2 separate regions of the Homo sapiens genome follow, and region 1 is linked to region 2. Evidence: read pairs that join two places in POLR2A ChIA-PET (ENCODE). Cell type or tissue: GM12878. All regions are shown on one strand. Links, peaks and the distances in the headings refer to the core of each region. The heading gives the core; the rest is flanking DNA. Region 1 overlaps LINC01934 (long intergenic non-protein coding RNA 1934). Region 2 overlaps LINC01934 (long intergenic non-protein coding RNA 1934).

Region 1 (11,546 bases), core at 4,895-7,394, 110 kb after region 2:
TGGGTACATCACTACCTCTAGCCCTGTTAGAATATGACTGAGATTATATATGGTAATGAAAGTTTTATATATATATATACCCAAAATATTTTTGTAATTTTTGGAGACAACAGAGAGAATGTTACAAAACAGGAATCTGGAATCATTTTCTTTTCTGGAAGGATGTATTATTTGCTCCTTTGATTTATTTCTTCTACAGAACAAAGACAGAAGCACATTTATTTCTGCTTAAAGCAACCTTCCTCTCAGTTTTGCTTTCAACCTAAAACTGCTCTACAAAAGAAAAGACTTTTTTTTATACTCAGAGTTTTTTTTCTGAGATTAACCCCTTTTTCAGAGGGGTTTCATGTTTATTTATTTATTTATTTATATATTTATTTATTTATTTATTTATTTTTGAGACGGAGTCTCGCTCTGTTGCCCAGGCTGGAGTGCAGTGGCGGGATCTCTGCTCACAGCAAGCTCTGCCTCCTGGGTTCATGCCATTCTCCTGCCTCAGCCTCCCGAGTAGCTGGGACTACAGGCGCCCACCACCACGCCTGGCTAATTTTTGTATTTTTAGTAGAGATGGAGTTTCATCGTGTTAGCCAGGATGGTCTCAATCTCCTGACCTTGTGATCCGCCCACCTCGGCCTCCCAAAGTGCTGGGATTACAGGCGTGAGCCACAGTGCCCAGCCTCGTGTTTTATTTTTTACTCTCTCTGATCATAATGGCAGGTGTAGCAAGAACAGGAAAATTCCAAACACTTCTGCTCCCTCTACACTCATTATCCTGGAGACCCTAACTGAGACAAGAAGAGTTTCCTTTCTGACTCAACCAGGCCTCTCTCACTAGCCAACTTTTATAGCCAAGAAAGGAGTATCAGCCAGGGGTGCTTGGAATTTAGGAACACCCTCTTGTGGAGCAAGACTTCCTGGTTCCTCACTGGAAGGTTGCACATAAGAGGCTGATAGCAGCCAGCAATAATAATATGTCTAGTTTCAGCTTTTCAACAAATGTAACTAAAGAACATATTGAGAAAAAGTAGCTTCCACTTCCAGTGGGTAACCAAGAGGAGCTCATAAAATCTGAGTTTCATTAAAGTAAGGTACCACTATGTACCTACTACAGTGACCCGAATCCAGAATACTAACAACAAATGCTGTGAGGATGTGGAGGAAGAAGAACTTCTGTTCATTGCTGCTGAGAATGCAAAATGGTACAGCCACTTTGGAAGACAGTTTGGTGGTTTCTTACAAAATTAAGAATCTTCTTCTCATAGAGTCCAGCAGTCAGGCTCCTTACTATTTACTCAAACTTATGCCCACACAAAAATCTGCACACAGATGTTTATAGCAGCTTTTTTCATAGTTGCCAAGATGTTCTTTCATAAGTGAATGCATAAATAGACTGTGATACCTCCAGATAATGAAAGAATCAATATCGTGAAAATGGCCATACTGCCCAAGGTAATTTACAGATTCAATGCCATCCCCATCAAGCTACCAATGACTTTCTTCACAGAATTGGAAAAAACTACTTCAAAGTTCATATGGAATCAAAAAAGAGCCCGCATCACCAAGTCAATCCTAAGTCAAAAGAACAAAGCTGGAGGCATCACACTACCTGACTTCAAACTATACTACAAGGCTACAGTAACCAAAACAGCATGGTACTGGTACCAAAACAGAGATATAGATCAATGGAACAGAACAGAGCCCTCAGGAATAACACCTCATATCTACAACTATCTGATCTTTGACAAACCTGAGAAAAACAAGCAATGGGGAAAGGATTCCCTATTTAATAAATGGTGCTGGGAAAACTGGCTAGCCATATGTAGAAAGCTGAAACTGGATCCCTTCCTTACACCTTACACAAAAATCAATTCCAGATGGATTAAAGACTTAAACGTTAGACCTAAAACCATAAAAACCATAGAAGAAAACCTAGGCTTTACCATTCAGGACATAGGCATGGGCAAGGACTTCATGTCCAAAACACCAAAAGCAATGGCAACAAAAGCCAAAATTGACAAATGGGATCTAATTAAACTAAAGAGCTTCTGCACAGCAAAAGAAACTACCATCAGAGTGAACAGGCAATGTACAAAATGGGAGAAAATTTTCGCAACCTACTCATCTGACAAAGGGCTAATATCCAGAATCTACAATGAACTCAAACAAATTTACAAGAAAAAAACAAACAACCCCATCAAAAAGTGGGTGAAGGACATGAACAGACACTTCTCAAAAGAAGACATTTATGCAGCCAAAAAACACAAGAAAAAATGCTCACCATCACTGGCCATCAGAGAAATGCAAATCAACACCACAGTGAGATACCATCTCACACCAGTTAGAATGGCAATCATTAAAAAGTCAGGAAACAACAGGTGCTGGAGAGGATGTGGAGAAATAGGAACACTTTTACACTGTTGGTGGGACTGTAAACTAGTTCAACCATTGTGGAAGTCAGTGTGGAGATTCCTCAGGGATCTAGAACTAGAAATACCATTTGACCCAGCCATCCCATTACTGGATATATACCCAAAGGACTATAAATCATGCTGCTATAAAGACACATGCACACGTATGTTTATTGCGGCACTATTCACAATAGCAAAGACTTGGAACCAACCCAAATGTCCATCAATGATAGACTGGATTAAGAAAATGTGGCACATATATACCATGGAATACTATGCAGCCATAAAAAATGATGAGTTCATGTCCTTTGTAGGGACATGGATGAAATTGGAAATCATCATTCTCAGTAAACTATCGCAAGAACAAAAAACCAAACACCGCATATTCTCACTCATAGGTGGGAATTGAACTATGAGAACACATGGACACAGGAAGGGGAACATCACACTCTGGGGCCTGTTGTGGGGTGGGGGGAGGGGGGAGGGATAGCATTGGGAGATATACCTAATGCTAGATGACGAGTTAATGGGTGCAGCACACCAGCATGGCACATGTATACATATGTAACTAACCTGCACATTGTGCACATGGACCCTAAAACTTAAAGTATTAAAAAAAAAAAAAAAAAACTAAAGTAGAAAGAATACTGGAAAATAAAATTTAAAAAAAAACAGAAAAAGATAATGAAAGAATACTCAGCACTAAAAAGAAATGAGCTATCAAACCACGAAAAGACATGGAAGAGCCTTACACGATTTTCATTAACTGAAAGAAGGAAATCTGAAAAGGCTACATATCTGCCAGTGAGGAATACGTGTATGACTCCAGCAGTCTGACGTTCTGGAAAAAGCAAATCTATGGAGATGATAAAAAAGATCAGTGGTTACCAAAACTTGGGGGTTGGGGAAGGAATAGGATGAGCATAGAGGATTTATCAGACCATGGCAATACTCTGTATGAAGTATAATGATGGATACATGTCATTCTTATACATTTGTCTAAACATGCATCCTGTGTGACTGTGCACATTTAAAATATGGACTTTAGGTGATAATGATGTGTCAGTGTATTTTCATCAATTGTAACAAACATACCACTCTGGTGGGGGATGTTGATAATGGGGGAGGCTATGCATGGGTGGGGACAGGGAGTATGTGACAAATTTCTGTACCTTCCTCTCAGTTTTGCTTTCAACCTAAAACTGCTCTACAAAAAAAAAAAAAAAAAAAAGACTTTTTTTTATACTCAGAGTTTTTTTTTTTCTGAGATTAAGTTGGTTCCAGTGATGTGCATTTACTAACTTCCCCTTTTCTCATTTATTTAGAAATAATATACAACAAGATGTACCTCAAGAATCCATAGAAATGGAGCAAATGAACAAATAATCAAGGGCTACTCCTGTCATTATAATTTTGTGGCTGACCTGGAAGTTATCTTGGTGTAGCTCTGTGACTATTTATATAACCTACTCCTAGCTTCTCTCATTCTCAGGGTCTCTATTCTTAACCACAACTATTTAAACAATATATTTATTGGCAATTCTAGATGACAGATGGACATGTGCTAAGATGATCAGTGTGCACATCTGATTTTTCTAAATAGCCCACAGTAAGTGAATAAGTGAATGTTCAGAAAATATCTGCCATGCTAAATTTAAGGTTCTCGTGCATATTTTATTTAGCATTACAAATTGACTAACAAAATTAAGTAGGGAAAATATATATCAGATCCATGATGTTTTGTGAATAATTGACTAGCCACACAGGTGCATAAGATTTCAGATGAAAATTCCTTCTTTTGTGTGGAATATGTACTATTAAAAGATTATAGGGGGAAATTCCATGGATTCCTTGTCATCCTTTAGAATAACAAGATTTTGTGCATAGTTTATTAAATAGCCACCAGTTTTCTAAATTTTTTGCCATTGTTATAATTTTACCTATATCACACTTATTCTAAGAAAATAAAATTTTATCACTTATTCTGACAATCATTATGCTTAAACAAAACTGCCTCTATTTTCTTCTGTTCTGGGGAACAGGTTGCTGCTTAAGCATAGCACTCTATCCTTGCTTTCCTATAGCACTCTGCACTTTCACCTTGTAGCACTTGACACAATTATAATGGTATAATGACTCCTATAATGATTCATTTTATATTTGTCACCACCACTCAATTATAAACGATATGCAGTCAAGGTTCATGGCAGAAGTTTTTTAACTCATGCTATGGCCTCAGCCCAAAGTAGATAATCAATGAATATTTTTTTTTAAATTAAAGAATGGATAGACAGAAGAGAGTGGGGAATCCTATATCTTCCTCTACTCTTTGCCTTAGCTTTTCTAGGACTGCTGTGAGTAGTTGGGGCTAAAAGGAGGCAGAGGGGACTCAGGCAGCAAGCTCCTCTGCCACCAAAACCTCTGCTCAATCTGTGCTCAGTCCCTCCCACTTTGGCTCTGGGTGTCAAATATCCTGCCATTGTGGACATAAACAGATGAGAATATGATTACTGTGAGACCAGCAAAAGTTTTAGTGCGCTGACAAAAATAATAATAATAATAATAATTGCTTACACACATGGTCAAGGTCACTCTCACACCACACACCAACATTTAGGTAGCACACACTCAGCCCCTTTTGTAGACAGAATTTATTGTGGACAACTATACTACTATGAGTATATCCTTAACCTTTTGAAGTTGACCTCAGGGAGGAGAACCAGGAGGATAATTTACACAATTCTCTTTAGTGTAACTATCAGAAATAGAACATAAGATAGCTGGAATACAATTCTAGCAGTGTTTTATATTTTACTGTTTTATTCTGATTATTTAACATAAATAACTCGCCACATACAGTACAGCTTAAAATAAATCATTAGAACTATATATGTAACATACTAAGTCTAGGTGGGCCCAGTGATGAAGCAGATACAGGGGCTTCAACAGACAAGGTGAAAATAGATTAAAATGAGCATTAACCACTATTTAAGGAAATGTATGTCAAAAATCAGGTTGTAATAATAAAAATAATATTAAATAGTCATGATGACAGTAATCAAATCTGATGATGGAATGTGGACTCAAAAATACCTAAAGATTAAAAAATTCAGGCCAGGCATGGTGGCTCATGCCTGTAATCCCAGTACTTTGGGAGGCTGTGGAGCTCAAGACCAGCCTGGGCAACATGGCGAAACTCCACCTCAACACAAACAACAAAAATTAACCAGTGATGGTGGCATGTGCCTGTCGTCCCAGCTACTCAGGAGGCTGAGGTGGGCGAATCGCTTGAGGCTGGAAGGCGGAGGTTGCAGTGAGCCGTGAGCCGAGATGGAGCCACTGCACTCAAGTCTGGGCAACAGAGCAGGACCCTGTCCAAATAAATAAATTAATTAAATAAATAAATAAATAAATAAATAAATAAAAATCAAGCAAGAAAATTCCTAATGGGATGGAAATGCTAAATGTTAAATAATAAAGAAAATTGCATATTATGACTTGGTGATTCAAATATTATAATGAAATAATTTATAAGAGATAGTAGAAGAATAAGAAAGTATGTGTTGCTAGTTAAAGTCAATCAGTCAAAAAATATTTTGGTCTTTTTCATCTATACCAACCCTGCAATAACCTTTTAAATGACTTTCCCATTTCTGATTTCTTTGCTAGTCCATCAGGCTCCTTTCTTGACTCTGTGTTTAAGTCATTTTCTCCGTTTCACATGTTCATAAATTTTAAGGCCCAGTTGAATGCTAACTATTTTCCATGAGGTCTTCTCTGATCACTAGCTATTAGTAATGTCTCCCTCCACCAAACTGCCATAGAACTTTTTCAGCACCTCTCTTATTTATGACTCTTTGAACTTTCTACTTTGTAGTTTAGTGACTAATGTACATTTTTTTAAGTTCCTTATTTGTTCATAAACTTTGGAGAGTGCAATTTCTCTTTGACGGCATACACCACACAGTTTATTATACTATTCAGTACACAGCAGGTGCTCAACTGGTAAATGTAGACAGTACACAATTTTCAAGAAAAGTTCTTATACATGAGATTCCAGAGAGCCTCCACACTTCTCTTTTCTCCCCAAGTTTCCTTCCCTGCTTTTCTAAACTTGGCTCTGAGTCCCCATTCAAGACTTAGCTCCTTAGTGGAGCTTCCCCTGACCCCCACATTCAAAGTTGTCTCTTCCCTGACAAAAACTCATCTATTCAACATCTAAAAGGTTTGAGTCTTCATGTGCTACCTTGTGGTAGGTCACCATTTTTATGTTTATCAACTATTACCTGCCTCCCATTCAAGATTGTAAACTTTTTGAGAGCAGAGATCACATTTTATACATTTTGGTACTTACTGTCATTTAGTACTATTTATATATTTAGTAGTTATTGTCAGTCTCAGAACAGTGCTCCACGTCTATTGATTCTATTTTGTTCCCGAGATATCCTAAATATCTAGAACACTATCTGGCACACAGTAGGTGGTCAGTAAGTATTTGTTGAATGAGGTTGATAGATGATTAGTAAAACTTCTCAAAATTTTGAGTGAAAAGTTGACTCTTTGGCAGAAACTTCCAGGAGTTGATTTTAGAGCTAAGAAAAAATAGAAAGCAATGTCCACTCTTGGTAGAGCTAGGCAAAAACAGGCAGATGAAGTAGACACAGGTGTCTTCTCCACAATCCCCATTTCACTTTATCTTAGGCATGTCTCCTTCAGGAGCCACAGCCAGATCAGAGAGGCCTCCACTTGGAAATGATCCATCTCAGTGGTGTGGATGGATTAGACCATTTCTCCCACAACTAAGTGGTTTTTCTCTGGCCATTCTGAGGTATATGCCATGTGTCTCCTTCAGAAATATCCTTTTTCATGTGATGATTTCCAAAATATATTTTAGTCACTTCACTTTGTGTTTAAGTGAATAACTATGTCTCCATTCACTTATCATTAATAAACATATAATAATTCACCTAATCATGGAGGTGTTGGTTAAGCCAGCATATTTTGAGTTCATGTAGCCAAATACAGTGGTATTTAGTCACATGAAAGTTTAGCTTAGAACACAAATATGTGCTTTTTTTTTTCTGTTGGAGCTCTTATCTTGCAACATCCTTCCTTCTTTTCTTCTTTCCTTCCCTCCTACCCTCTTTCCTCCCCGCTTCTCACCCTCCCTCCACTAGTATCTACTGAAGCCCTTCTATGCAAAGCACAATACTACTTGCTGAAGATATAATGAGGAACAAGTCAGAAGTGTCTCTTCCTGTTCTACTAGAATTTACACTCTTAGAAGAGATGCAGACATTCAATTACTATTTTTTACTATTTTAATTCCAACTATTACAAAAGTTGGACAGATAAAGAGGGACAGATAACTATGGGAGCTTAAAGGAATCTATCCTGGTTTGGTGGGAAAGGGATGATAGATTTCAGTAGTCTGGAAAGGGTCACCTGAAAAAATGGTGTTAAGACTGAGTCATGAAGAGCTAGTAGGAAGGGAGGGTGGGAGGAAGGAGAGAGAGAGTGGGGAGTATTCCAGGTAGAAGAAAGCAAATGTGTGGCCTTGAGTGGTCACTTCTCTTTGGCTTATCGTATATATCTATGAGCTAATGAGAATGAAAATTCCTTTTTTTTCAAATTGTTAGGTTAGCTTAAAGAGATATTGACTCATTAAATACAAAACACAAGAAGACATTAATATAAAATTGTATACATTTTTTAAAGCCTATATTTTCTCCCTTGAATTAAAAATAAAGTGCAGCATGTTGAAATGTTGAACCCTGGCCATATGACAAAATTGGAAGTCTCTCTTTGCTTACACCTTGGGGCAGAGGCAGGCATCAGACAAAGTCCTTTTTATTTTGTATCCTTAAGAGTATTTCAAGGTCAAGTTAAATGAAAAACTAGTCATTGGCTCTGTTAGATTTTCAAATATATCCTCAATAAAATGTACACTATTAATCATTTTCATATTGGTGATTTTAATCAACTTTTAAACCATTACTTTTTAGAAAAGTTTTTCACAATTTCTGGTTTCTAGGGTAATTGAAATTTCAGTATATAATTATAGTAGTATAAATATGATACTTAAAAGTATTATTAAAGGTCATTAAAATATTTTAAAAAAACTGGTAGGGCAAGAAGACTTTACTACAAGTTAATGAAATGGGGGTAATTTAGTTGAAAAGAAACAAAATGATTACAAATTAAAGATTACTATTCTGTGGCACTCTTTCTTTAGTTGACAGTGAATAAGGTAGAGTTACTATATTTTTATTCATATTATGATTTGGCCCCTTTCTAGAAAAGTGAAAATTTTATGTAACTCTGATACATGGAATATATTTTGAAATTAAGAAGTATATGTACATATATTAGTCATTATTATTACTGCAACTATTCCTAGTGAAAAATATACCTCATTCAAAGAGAAAGATAAATTTCAACAACTGTTATATATGCACACTTTTTGCCCATAAAACTAAGCAAGCCTAATAAATTAAAATTTATCTAAGTCACAACCATCCAATTAGGGACACTTTCTTGCAATCAGATTACAAAGGATATTTTTATCTCTTTCAATTTAGCAGTCAGGTTAGGGCTCCCTAATAGAAGGCTGCGTAGCTCATTAGTCCTACCACTTTGGATGGCCTTTACTCTTAACTTCATTCTCCGTAACTCAAGGGGAGTCAGTGTGTAACTGTGGGTGCAGAGCAGCAATGAGGATGCTTGAGTCTTCATTCTGAAGGGATCACCTGTGGAAAGAATGATCAGCTTTCAGAAAATCTCATCTGGTTAAGTCATATTTCTCTGCTTTAAAATGTTACAGGATTTCTCATTGCCCTTAGCACAGTTTCTCAAACTTTATTGAACATCAGAATTACTTGAAGGGTTTTCGAACTCATGAATTATTCGGCCTTGCCCCAGAGTTTCTAATTCAGTAGGTCTTGGGTGGGGAACATACTTTGAGAATTCTGACCTATAGGATAAACACTAGAGTTCTTATTATGTCTTACAAGGCCCATCATGATCTGAAGGCAGCGGTGGTTGCTGGTGGAGGATGTGAGCTTTGGAACTGGAGCTCTTTGATTCAAAGCTCTGCCGCTTACTCACTGGATAAGACCATGATCAAGTTATTTCATCTGAAAAATTGAGGTAATAATAATATCTCCCTCTTAGGGTGGTTATGAATATTTTATGAGATAGTACTTTTTAAAATAGGTAGATTCCAGAAGAATATCAGCTATTAGGATTATGATTACCTCTCCGGTTTCTTCTCTTGGTTGGATGTCCTAGTGCCAACCATACCAGACTACTTCAGACCATAGTAACATCACGGTTTTCCATCCTTGAAGCTTCAAATGTTCAGTTTTCTCAATATAGTTTCTACCCTTTTCCTACATCTTTCCCACCTTCATCTAGCTAACTCCTACTGAGACTGGAGAGCTCAGCTTTTACGTCACCATTCCAGGAAAGCCAACCTAGCCATGGTTGTATGTACTTTGCCATTAAAACACTGATGTCCACGTACATGTTTGTATCTGTCTTCTCTACTGGACTACAAACTCAGGAGGGTAAGAATGATCTGTTCACTGGTACAGTCTCCATGCCAAATAGTTGCTTAATAGGTATCTGCTGAGTACATGAATGAATCATCATTCATGCTGTCTGTGGGATTCTGGTCTGGGCTCACAAAAAAAAAAAAAATGAAAGTTTAGTATAGAACACTGGAGTGGAGAGATCTCTGCCCCTTCACTGGAAAAATATGCCAAGACTGGAACTGAATGACAATAGATACCTAGCACCTTTTGCGAAGTTATGAATATCAGAGGCATATGACATACAATATGTCTAGTCACATTATGTTAATACAGGGATTTTAATTTCTTTTATATTTAGATATGTCATTCTACTACTTAAATCTTTAAAAATACTAAAGCTAAGAAGAGCTCTGGGAAGGAAACACAACATAATAGTTTCTTTAGCAGCTTGGTATGGCTATTTTGTCTAATCAGCAGCACAGTGGTTACAAGTATAGATTCAAGGACACAATACTGCTTGTATAACTTACTTGCTGATGACTTTGGCTAAGGTTCTTAGTTTTCTGAGACCAGATTATTTTCCTGGTAAAATGGGCAGAATAGTAATTATCAATTAGTATTATTACAATTGAAATTAAGTACACAAAGCTCTTAGGCACTTATTCCTAAGAAGCAATCCTGATATATTTTAGCTATTCATTGTTTTATGATGTGGCCATTATAGTGTTCTTCTCATGGAGATTCAGTCAAAAACTAATCGTGTATATGTCTGCTTTGACTTGATTTTATAAAAGGAGAATGAATTTCAACATGTAATCAGAGTAGAAATGGAAATGATGAGCAAACAGGGTAAAAACCACTTCAGTGATGAAGTCTATAGTAAATCTCCATAAAACTGCTACTCGGAATTATTTGGGGATCTCTAAGTATAAAACACATAGAATCATGTAAACGAGTTTGATCAGTGGTAAAGTTTGGCTGAGTTTGTCTTTACTGAACTAGAGTAACATTTGTTTCCATATTTACCTATGGAGCAGGGTGCTGGGTTTTGGCACAAGACAATCACCAGTCTTACATTAGCTTTCTGCTATGATCCTTTTGTATGGCATCAGATAGTCAGATGGGTCAGATGACTTCCACATATTTTGCAGGGTAAATTTCAAGGATGCTGGAACAATTGGGAACACTTTCTGGGCATCTCCAACTCATTTTTCTACAAGTTGTGCTAGGAGGCTTTCTTTCCACACATCATCATTATTAAACCTCCTGCTTCAGATGACAATTGCCCATTTCAGTGGTTTGTCTCCCCCACAGATTGTCAGGTCCTTGAGGACGTCAACTATGTGTTATTCATCGGGTAGTGTCAGTGCTTGGTACAGTGGCTGGACCAGAATAGGGGTTCCATTGTTGAACTGAACTTCAGTTGAGCTGAACTGAATGTTCTTTCACTTTTTAAGATTAATAAAGTATAAGCTACTAGGGTAATATCCAAGTGGTCTCCAAGAAAGTCAGAACTTGACAGTGAACCATTACAACCACAAGGTAGGAAATCCTAACACCAGCAATCAAAAAAGGATCAAATACAAGTTTAGAGTTTGGAGCA
Region 2 (11,546 bases), core at 4,760-7,259:
TTAAAAACAAAACAAAAACTCGTTCACTTATTTATTTTTAATATACCCCACGTAGTTCCAGAAAGTATTTAATGCCACTGAAAAGCACTTGTTGAATAGGTTCAGAAAACAGGAGTTAGATACTTTTATCATCTTGTGGCTTTCAATATCACCACTTGATAGAAGTCAATAATAGTCTTCTTCCAAGTTACACTTAAACACAGATCTTTGACTGCCACATGTATTACTCATTAAAATCCAATAGAAACAAAATAAAAAACTGTCTAGGCCACTTGTTAGGGAGTTCAGGATTCAATATCCATATTATTTATTATTATATTATGAATGAACTATACATTGATACCACAGTGGTCATGTTATCATAGTTCTTGACACTTCTTGGAAGGCCCTTCTTTCTGACCCCACCCAATCTTCAGTTCCTCTAATGTGTTTGTGGTTACTTTTCTTATAGCCTAATTGGGTCCTAAAGTAAGAAATGAATGTGTGGTGGTCAGGGAGTTGTTTCCTTTGACACATACTAGGACTTTAGTAAGTGGTGGTGGTGGTGGTGGTCAATGTTCCTTTCATACAGAACATAATAAGCTTGAAGAAAATTGAAGGAGCCCAGGGAGCCTGGGGTATAGTGCTACCATTCAACTAACTGTAAGAACTTGGTCAAGATGCTTGATTCCCTTCAAACTCAGCTCTTAATCTACAAAATGAAGCGAATGAGCTAGTTCCATATTCTCCTTTCTAACTTGCAATTATCTTAAGATACTAGGCATCAGCATAATTGTAGACCTTTTAGCAGTTACAGTATGACCTAAAAAATTTCTTAAAATTGTGTTTAGTTTGCACGTATAACACAAAACCAAAATATTGAGGTTGTAATATATACAGATACCTGACACAGATAATCAAAGCTTTTCATTCTTTTATATCATTTTACTGTCATATTATTATGTGTCCCTTGGCTTCTACCATTTTATTATTCTTGGAGGGAGGTTTATCTATGTATTTATTTACTGCATGAAATGCAGACATATAATTGAGAAGGAATATATTCTTGTCAGGCAAGTTGCTAACATTAACATAAATTAATTCAAGAAATATTTATTCAGTCATCTAGTAAATAGGAATAAAACAATGAATAACACATGGGGCTTGCCCCAAGAAGCTTATGGTCTAATGGGAGTACTGAAAAGTAAATAGATAATTATAGAACTGTGTGACACAGATGATGACTGGGGAACGAGCAGAGTGCAAGATGAACACAAGTGGAGACCTAATCCAACTGGGGAGATCAACACAGACTCCGCAGAAGACATGGTATCTAAGCAGATGACAACTGGGGTTATTTGGAATATAGGATTATTTCAGGCAGGATAAGCAGCTCATGCAAGAGCCTGGAGGTGTGAGAGAATCATGCTTTTCCAGGAACTGAAAATAACTCACCATATGTATTGAGCAGGAGAGGAAAGGACATAGCAGTATGAAAAGGTGAGGATTTAGAGGTACACAAGGAGTTTGGGTTTCATCCTGAGGACAATGAGGAGACACTGGAGGGTTTTCATAAGAAGGGTAACATACAATATTAACATTTAAGAACAAACAAAAAATGCAAGGGTGTGGCAAATGTTATGGAGTAGAGCAGAGCTGGAGACAAGGTGATCAGTCAGAGCACTGTAACAATTAGATAGGCTAGAAGGGATAATGGGCTAAATCAAAGTAGAGGCAACAGGGAAAGAGAAAAGAAGACAGATTCGGGAAATATTAAGGAGACAGAATCAATAGGATTTGATGATTGGTTCATTCAAAAATATGTGTTGGGGCCGGGAGTGGTGGCTCACACCTGTAATCCCAGCACTTTGGGAGGCTGAGGAGGGTGGATCACAAGGTCAGGAGTTTGAGACCAGCCTGGCCAATATGGTGAAACCCCACCTCTACTAAAATCACAAAAATTAGCCGGGCGCGGTAGCAGGCGCTTATAGTCCCAGCTACTCTGGAGGCTGAGGGAAGAGAATCGCTTGAATCCAGGAGGATTCACACCACTGCACTCCAGCCTTTGTGACAGAGGGAGATGCCATCTCAAAAAAAAAAAAAGTGTTGGATTTCTGTTTCTGGTCATTATGTGGTAGCTGGTATTGGACATATGCTCCCACTGTAAATAACTATGAGGTCTGGACCAACTATTTAAAACACTATTTGTAGGCACTGGATAGCAGCTCAGTGCTGAGCTACAATCCTTGCAAAAAGGAAACATATAAGGTAAGCTACAGATTCACACAAAGTTTCTCTCATAGAGCATTTCTCAGGCCATAGTGTAGGGAGATAGACCCCAGTAGAGAGCATCAGTTTTGCCAAATGAAGGATATAGAGATCAAGCTGTAGGATATAGCATGTGGCTACTAAGTTGGCTGAGATTTGGGACAAGAGCATCAAAAATAGGAAGCTGCAGAGAAAAAATCCAAATAAACGGAAATCTAAGTGAAAATTCGTCTTAGGTATTTGGCTGACTCCTGGACTATGCAAGCACAAGAAGAGATTTCAGAAGGTTTGGAAGAGAGTCTCTTCTGAGAGGCTGAGGGCTAAGAAGACTGCCCTGTGCAGGAAAGATGTTGGAGTGCAAGCCCATCTGGAATGGAGAGACCTCGATGAAACACATAGGCAATTAATTAGATCCCAGAAAGGCCACACTGTGCAAGTAAGTGCTATGTCTTAAGAGTAAAAACTAGAATGGGCCACCCTAACAAAGCCTAAAACCAAGACTTAACAAGATAAGGTAAATTTTTAGTAATTTAACTGCTTGCTGTAATAAAACTCAACCTTCTTTAGAATAAGACAACATAATGTAGTGCTTCTACAATGTTTGTCTATAATGTTCACTATTCAACAAAAAGTTATCACACACTTGAAGAAGGAACAGTATCTGATAATCAAGTGATTAAAACTGTCAATAAAAGCAAACCTAGAGACAGCGCTAACAAGAATTTCCTATATGTAGAGCATTTCCTATGTGCAGATACTGTTTTAGCTGTCAACAAGGCAGAAAAATATCCCTGAGCTCACTGAGCTTATCTTCTTGAAAGAGAAAACAATGTATAAGATAAATAAGTAAAGTATTTGATATATTAGATGGTAGAAAATGTCATAGAGAAAGAGAAAGTACAGAAACAACATAGGGAATGTTAAGAGGGTGGGATTTTAATAGAGGACCAGGGAAAGACTAAATGTGTGGGGCTAATGAAGGGCAAAATGAAAAGATGACATCCATGGTTTGAGCTTGTGCCTTTATACTGCTTTGAGACAGGCAATTTAAAAGGCGGAGGAGGCTTACTTTTTAAAGGATGATATTCAGAAAATGTTTACTGTGAGGTGCCTATGAGACTTTAATTGGAATTTCATAATAAGCAATTAGACACATTAATTTGGAGAGAAGAAGATATCTATTCTAGGGATGTTAATTTGGAAGTGATCAACATATGGTAAAAATTTTAACAGTACAAGAAGGGAAAACTCTGAAGTGCTTCAGGATTTAAAATACAGACCTGAGATATAGAAATAATAAGTGATAAATAACTGGATAGATGGAATAATGCAATAGAATATGTCATCATAATAGTCAAGTGTTTTAGCAAGAGGAAGTGGTCAGCAATTCCAAATATTGAGAAATCAAATGAGCACTAAAATCTTTTCTTGGATTAGTAAACAAAAAACTTGGTAAAAATTATTCTGATTACAGTATGGGGCAGAATTCAGATTGTACTGAGATGAAGAGAAAATAAGATGTAATTCTGATAAGATATTGACAATGGTAAATGTGGCCATAAGGGGCAGTATTTGAGAGCGTTTTCAGGTTACGGGAGTGGAGTGTGTGTGTGTGTGTGTGTGTGTGTGCATGTGTGTGTGAGTGTATGGGTGTGTGTCTTTTCAGATGAAAGACTTAAACACATGAAGTGTACTTAAATACTTTTTGAAGGACTACTTAACTATGCAATCTAGATTGGAAACTAATGAGAGCATGATAATGTCTAGGTTAGGCACATAGTATTTTATTTTCTGGGATGATTCTTCATTGCTACCTGAGGCACAGAGGAAACTGCTTTAGTGCTTGTTACACAGTCTCTCAGGTGATATTATTGTCAAATCTTGCACACCAGAAATTCTAGCTTTATCTCAGATTCTTTTTCATTTAATATGATATAAGTAAATTTTTTCCATCCAAAATATTACAAGGAAAACAACTGGAAGACAACTTTACGACAATTTTTGTTCATGAGTTTACTTAACATTGGCTCAAGCAAAGTTTTGGCCTAGCACAATTTATATACATCTCATTACAAGAAACTTTTAAAATTACCACTATTACTATTTTTGAGATTGGAATCTAAAAATAGTTTTAAATGAATGACACTTTTCTCTGCATAATATTTCTTTGTGTTTATACACATTATTTCTTAAGGAGATGTTTATTATAATCTAGCTTAACCACAGAGCCCACATTATAATAATTAATATCTTTGTTAGTAATTAAACACTGGCAAAAATTTTAAGGAAGAATTCTGTGCAAATAGAGTTTTTTCTGTTAATAGATGTATATGAACAAAGTGTAATTACTCTTAGAAGCCCATTATCTTCTTCATTCAGGATTAAACTAAGAAATATTCAAGATGACCCTGATTAGATTTTCAGGAATAAAGTGATAAAAATATTAGAATATATTTGAGGACTTGTACCATAATATCCCAAGAAAAAATAAGGGGAAATTTTGAAGTGCATGTTTATGACAATAGAAATGAATTGTGACAAAAACATTATACCCATTGAATGTATTCGAATGTATGAGCTTGCTCTGATGAGAGAAAGACATCAAAATTAATTAATTTATCAACTACCTTTTACTTTGAAGAGTGCAAAAAATATATACTTGAAATACATATTTTTCCGAGAATCACTCACTGATATTTGAGACATTCAAATTTTCAGCTAATTTAGGACATTTTCCTGAGTTTTAATGCTTTCTGCAGACTCTTTGTTACTGAAATGTCATCTTGACATCTTTTGCATTAAAAAACATCTAGTTATCCTAAAGTGTCTCTTTATTCATGAATAAATGCAGATCATAAAGAAAGATAAGCTATTTTAACAAGTCATTTTGAAAGATTAATTATTGTTTTATTATACTGCTAATGCTCAGAGTGATCATACGACACTTAAGCTATCTTGGTCCAGATAGATTTGAAAATAACCAAAGGAATTTAGTGGGAATAATGACAGTGTATAGTGTTGCTGGAGGGAGTATATTGAACAGGATAACCTGCTGTGCTCCTCAAACCCAGGGGGAAAGATTATTCTTAACAGGGCATGAAACCAGATACTGATCTGAGTTCAATTAGCAGCTCTGAAAGTCTGGCTGCATCTTGAAATACAATATCATTTAGTATGTGATTTATATTTAGTAAAGTTCATGTTTTAAATATGAATATGATTTGTTGTTTATTAAAGTCATATTTTCATTGCAGTAGACTAAAAGTAGCTTACAGAGATGGGCAATTCATATTTTACACACAGATATTCTTTCTGAGGAAACTTACCTAAACTTCTGTGGTATAATGTGAGATTTGTGTTTGAGATTAGAAGCTGACTCTACATTGTTGGAGGCAGGAGGAGAAATATAAACGCCTTTTTCACCCTGTTCCCTGGTAGTTGTCCACCATCTGAAGTGTGGCTGTTTTCCATCCTCAGATGGTCTGGAATAAGGTCAAACAAACCAAGGCTACTCAAAAGAGAGCATTATCCTTGGCCTCCCTCCCTCCCTCTACTTTCTTGTCAAGGTCTAGAAATACTACAGAGTTCTTTGTTTCAAACTTTCAGCCCTTTTAGAGAACACTAAATAGCCAAGCACGCAGGCATTATGGATGTCTAATATCCATTCAAAGATTAACTCAGTTTTGGGAGTAGTCACTAAGGCTTTTCATCTGTCATTGGGAAGTGCTTTATACAAAGGCTGTTGGATTAAAATTTTCCCCTGTTGCTTAGAAGGGAAACCTGAGTGCTGTCACCTCACATGGCAATTTGCATGAGTCTCTGGATTTTCCTGGATTTTGTGACAACACATTAAAGAATATTTACAGCTGTTAAAAACTCTTTCGTACACATGCAAGTGACCAATCCTTTTAAGTGTTGGTGAGTCCAAGAGAATGAGCCTACCAACTAGTCCTCCAGTCAGCCATCATCAGTGAAAAAGGAACCAAGAACTCGTTCTTGTGGTTTAAAGCCAAAACTGACATTAGTTAAAAAGATATTTCCTGGCTGGGTGCAGTGGCTCATACCTGTAGTCCTAGCACTTTGTGAGGCTGAGGTGGGAGGATCCTTTGAGCCCAAGTGTTCAACACCAGCCTGGGTATCATAGCCAGACCCTGTATTTCCCAGCTACTTGGGAGGCTGAGGTGGGAGGATCACTTGGGCTCAGGAGTTTGAGACCAGCCTAGGCAACATAGTGAGACTCTATCTCTACAGATAATAAAAAATGATAGACAGCTTCTGACCTAATCAGTGACCTTGCTTATGGTGGATAATTTTATGTGACACTTTGGCTGGCCATGATGCTGATTTTTGTCAAACATTATTCTGAATGTTTCTGTAAAGGTGTTTTTGGATGAGATTAACAGTTAAATTGGTGGAGTAGAAAAGATTACGCTCCATAATGTGGGTGGGTCTCATCTAGTCAGTTGAAGGCTGTAAGAGACGAAGACTAAACTTCCTGAGCAAGAAGAAATTCTGCCAGCAGAGTGCCTGTGGGCTCAGACTGCTTCTTCCCCAGTCTCCAGCCTGCTTTCTTACCCCATTAGATTTTGCACTCACCAAGCCTCCACAATTATGTGAGTCAAATTTTAAAAATAAATCTCTTTCTCTGTTACTGTCCCTCTCTCTCTCTCTCTATACACACACACACACACACACACACACACACAGAGAGAGAGAGACATGTATATACAAATACATATGTATATACACACATATTGTTGATTCTGTTTTTCAGAATAACTGACTAATATGCTGCTTAAAAATACAATTAATGCCTGACTCATGAAAAGAACCCTGAATTATTGAATGAGTCAATGAATAAAAATATATACCAGGAATTTTTTTTGTAAAAAATAGTTTAATAGTAAAATCTTTGGGGACAAAGAGTGGTTTTTAATACCTTTGAACCCAAAATAAATTGAAAGTAGGGTAAGGTGCAGTCTTCCTTAGTGAGTTGTAAAACTTGAAAGTTTAAAAATGAACTAGTTCAGGAAAAAAAAAAAAAGTCTGCATTCTAGCCTTGGCATTGCATATCATTAGCTTTGGAACCCTCGATCTCTCTAGGCCTCCAATTATTCAACTATAAAATGACAAATGTGGGTTAGTTGGTAGGTTATACAATCCCTTAATTCCATAATTCCCTCTAAAGACCTTTCCAGTATGGTCATTCTGATTATATCACTAATCTAGAGGTATTTTACTAACCAGATCCCAATGCAATGATATTGTAGCACACATCAAGTCTTCATGGTTAAATGGTTAATGGGAAATTTAAAAAGTGTAGTCACTGGGTGCAAGAAGGTATTTGTTTTCCAGTAGGCACTGTAGAGGAAAGCTTAGAGATAACAGAAGTTTCTTGAATTTACAGTTGATAAATGAATGTTAAAATCCCCTTTGTACTGTTCTTTGAGAATGAAGGAATCAAGGCCTCATCACTAAATTGTATCATGAATAAAAGGTCTTTTATTTACATTCATTGCTTTGCCTATGTAGGAACTTGGTTGTTTGCCAACAACTTAATGTCTTGAGAAAGCTATAGGTCATTTTGCAGCCCAGCATTTAATAGCACCATCTCACAAATCTGATTAAATCTTTTCATTTTGTCACTAGTTTGGGAGGACAGTACAAGCTCCAAATAATAAAACTTGAATGACCCAAACAGCAGTTTATGTCTCATCTCCAAACATCTTTCTTTTATAGAAAATTCTATAAATTTTCTCTGCCATATTCATTGAATGAAGTGATTTTTCTAAGCTGAAAAATAAAAGATCATTGCAATTGTGAATCTTGTCAAAGAACAAAGGAATATATGTTCCTATAAAAATTTTTAAAAAGGATTCCTGATTTGGCAAATTATGACAATCTCCAGAGTTATTCCTCAGCCTGGTGTAGGTTTACTAACTATTTACATAGTCTCAGAATTAAAAAATAATTCTTCCAACTAAAAAAAAAAGAAAATGTGTGTGGTTTTTTTTTTTTTTTTTGGATAAGGCATGAGTTACAGAGTGCTTGCTTTTATTGAATATTATAGGAAACAAATATCAGCATGATCAATATTAACTGGAATTCAGTTAAGGTTATTTTTTCCTAAAATAAAGTTGCTTTTTGTTGAAAACTCAATACTTGATATTAGAAAATAAAGACAAAAGAACATTTAAAATGATAAGAATCCTGCCACCTAACAACCACTGTGCATAATGAAATACTATATATTCTTTCATATGGGTTTTTATAGATGCCTCTCCTAACTCCCTAGCTCGAAAAAACAAATACACACATAAACCAGATGTCTTCAATACTGACTAGTCTGTGAAGTCAAAATGAGGCCATATTTTCTTTGATGTTAAAATCATGATACTCCCAAGCCCCTGCATGCCTATAATTATGAAGCCTTGATTTTTCCTTGCCTTTTAGTGGTTTTATTGTTCGTTTGTTTTTGGAGATAGGCTCTCGCTCTGTCATCCAGGCTGGGATGTAATGGTGTGATAACAGCTCACTACAGCCTCAACCTCCTAGGCTCAAGAAATCTTCCTGCCTCAGCCTCCTGAGTAGCTGGGACTGCAGGTGAACACCACCACACCCAGCTAATTTTTTTAATTTTTTGTAGAAATGGGGTCTCCCTATGGTGCCCAGGCTAGTCTCAAACTCCTGGTCTTGAGCATTTCTCCTCCTTCGACCTCCCAAAGTATTGGGATTATAGGCATGAGCCACTCTGCATGCCCCGCCCGCCCCCAACCCCCGCCCCTGGCCCTGCCCCTTAGTGTTTTCTATGGTGCAGGTGAGAATTTCATGGTTTCTAACTCAAGCCAGGGGACTCCTCTGGTATATTTCACCTTGATGCAGAGAGTGGACAACCTTTAGCATGCCCTGTTTGCCTCACTGTTTCCACTCCACACAGCAATTCTTTGGAGTACCAGAGAGGAGCAGCCTTCCCCAAGTGTTAAGTTCAGTGATTGACACACCTCTCAAACACATAAGCCCAGAGTTTGAGCTCTTAGTAGTCAGTTTTCAGTGCACATAGGGTCATTTTTTATTTTTCTCAAGGTACCTTTTTAAAAAAATTCAGGTATACCCAGGTGGCTGGATCAGGCATTAGTTTTACACCATTCTCAAAACCAACACTTCTGATGGCCTAGATCTTGACACTAGTGCCAAGAGAAAGTCCACCAGTCAAGACTTGCTGGATGTGGTTGTGTAGGTTTTTTCCAGGTTCCAGTTGTGTTTTTCCTCCATTCAGCCTCAGCCAGGATCTCTCTGGTTCATCAGACCTATTTGAATGTTTGAATCTCAAAAGAAATTGAATTTTGATTTTCATCCTATTTCTTCTAGAAATCATCTTGACTCCTACATGAATTTGTGGGTGTAGATAAGTTGCTGGGGGAGGGTTACTATCTGGCTTCCTCCATCAAGAGCATCTACAAGACAGGCCTTGCCATGCCCAAACATATATAATTATCATTCTTTCCTCTCAGAAATCAACAAGTATTGGCCTTGCAGTGATCCTTCTACTAGGGAAGATCTACATACAGCATAATGGTTAAATAAACAACCTCTGGATTCGTGTGGCTAACATTTAAAGTTCTGACCTGTCATCTTCTGGTTGATGATCTTGTGAAATTTATTCAGTGGCTCTGTGGTTAATATGTCTTCATCAGTAAAACAGGGCACATAATAATCACACCTTTGTCATATATACTTCTAAGGATTAAATATATGAATACATAGTTAACAGTGTTCCTGGCACAAAGTTTGTGCTCAATTAACATCAGCCTTTATTACTTTAGTGGTTCTAAACATGGTTCCTTCCAGAACAATGAAAGGAGAAATATCCTCATCACTAAAGGTAAAAATTGCTACTGAATTAATTTTTTTGTGTGTTTTGAGATGGAGTCTTGCTCTGTTGCCCAGGCCTCCGCCTCCTGGGTTCAAGCAATTCTCCTGCCTCGCCCTCCTGAGTAGCTGGGATTACAGGCATGTGCCACCAGGCCCAGCTAATTTTTTTTTTTTTTTTTTTTTTTTTTTTTGTAGAGACAGGATTTCACCATGTTGGCCAGGCTGGTATCGCACTCCTCACCTCAAGTGATCTGTCTGCCTTGGCCTCCCAAAGTGGTGGGATGACAGGCATGAGCCACCATGCCTGGCCTGCTACTGAATTTTAAATATCACTTCTCTATTACATAAAAAAGTCTAATTCAATTGGTACCCCATTTCGCATTACCTAAATCTATAGAGATATGATTTTAAATGTTTTTTTTTTGGAATCCATATTGTTTTGTAGCCAGCTCTCCATAGCAATACATTGTGAAACTCTTCCCCTTGTCAACAGCTGTACTTCCAAGGTGTTTAAATTTTTATTATCCTATTTATAAGAGAGCTATGTTTTACCAATCACTTTGTATTTTCATGTTTTCAATGTTATCAATGATGGGGAAAGAAGATCTCATAGCAACATGGTCATATGACTCCTTAATTCTTTCCTCGGGACAAATATCACAAAAGGAATTTCAAAGCTTCTAAAATGTGTTGCTAAATTGCCCCAGAAACATTTACCTGTTTATATCAGTCAGCATCTCTGTATCCTCACCAACAGAATATTTTTAAAAATGTTTAATAGTTTGGTATACAAAAAAGCATGTTCCTTTCATGACTATCCTTTTAATATTAGTGAAGCTGAATGATTTTTATTATGGAAGGTTTTGAATTTGTGTGTGCGTAGCCTTTTTTTTTTTTTTTTTTTTTTGAAATGGAGTCTCACTCTGTCACCCAGGTTGGAATACAGTGGTGGTGACCTCCGCTCACTGCAACCTCCGCCTCCCAGGTTCAAGTGACTCTCCTGCCTCAGCCTCCCGAGTAGCTGGGACTATAGGCGCGTGCCACCATGCCTGGCTAATTTTTGTAGTTTTAGTAGAGAGGGGGTTTCACCATGTTGGTCAGGCTCGTCTCGAACTCCTGACCTCATGATCCGCCTGCCTCAGCCTCCCAAAGTGCTAGGATTACAGGTGTGAGCCACTGCACCCGGCCTTTTTTGGTTGTTTTTAAAGAGCTTTTTGTATATGTAAAAGAATCACAAATTTCCTTACTGCTATCCAGAAAGAAAGGAAATTTTGCTTATTAATTTTCTGCAACTAGTCCAGTTTTTCTCATGAGCCCCTATCTGGAGAAGGCAGTTGGTGGAGGTAGCAGTGAGGAAGAACTTAAACTTATCGATGAAAGTATCTCAGATATTTTTAGTTTTAACGACTTTTGTTCCCCAGATAACT

Evidence for each region. Peaks named below come from ENCODE experiments on the same cell type or tissue, not always from the same donor. Only the 100,000 strongest peaks of a DNase experiment are listed, where the experiment ranks them.
Region 1: POLR2A ChIA-PET joins it to region 2 with 5 read pairs; 1 of 35 experiments calls an interaction of 5 or more read pairs at or near these places.

What each region holds. Positions count from the first base shown.
Region 1 is chr2:181,344,787-181,356,332 of GRCh38, forward strand. All of the region lies in intron 3 of LINC01934 (long intergenic non-protein coding RNA 1934), which reads left to right. Among named protein-coding and RNA genes, the nearest start is that of MIR4437, 45 kb to the left of the region's middle. In GM12878, for the core only: no CTCF peak of the experiment used is centred there; no DNase peak of the experiment used is centred there.
Region 2 is chr2:181,235,768-181,247,313 of GRCh38, forward strand. All of the region lies in intron 2 of LINC01934 (long intergenic non-protein coding RNA 1934), which reads left to right. Among named protein-coding and RNA genes, the nearest start is that of MIR4437, 64 kb to the right of the region's middle. In GM12878, for the core only: no CTCF peak of the experiment used is centred there; a DNase peak (open chromatin) is centred at 6,244.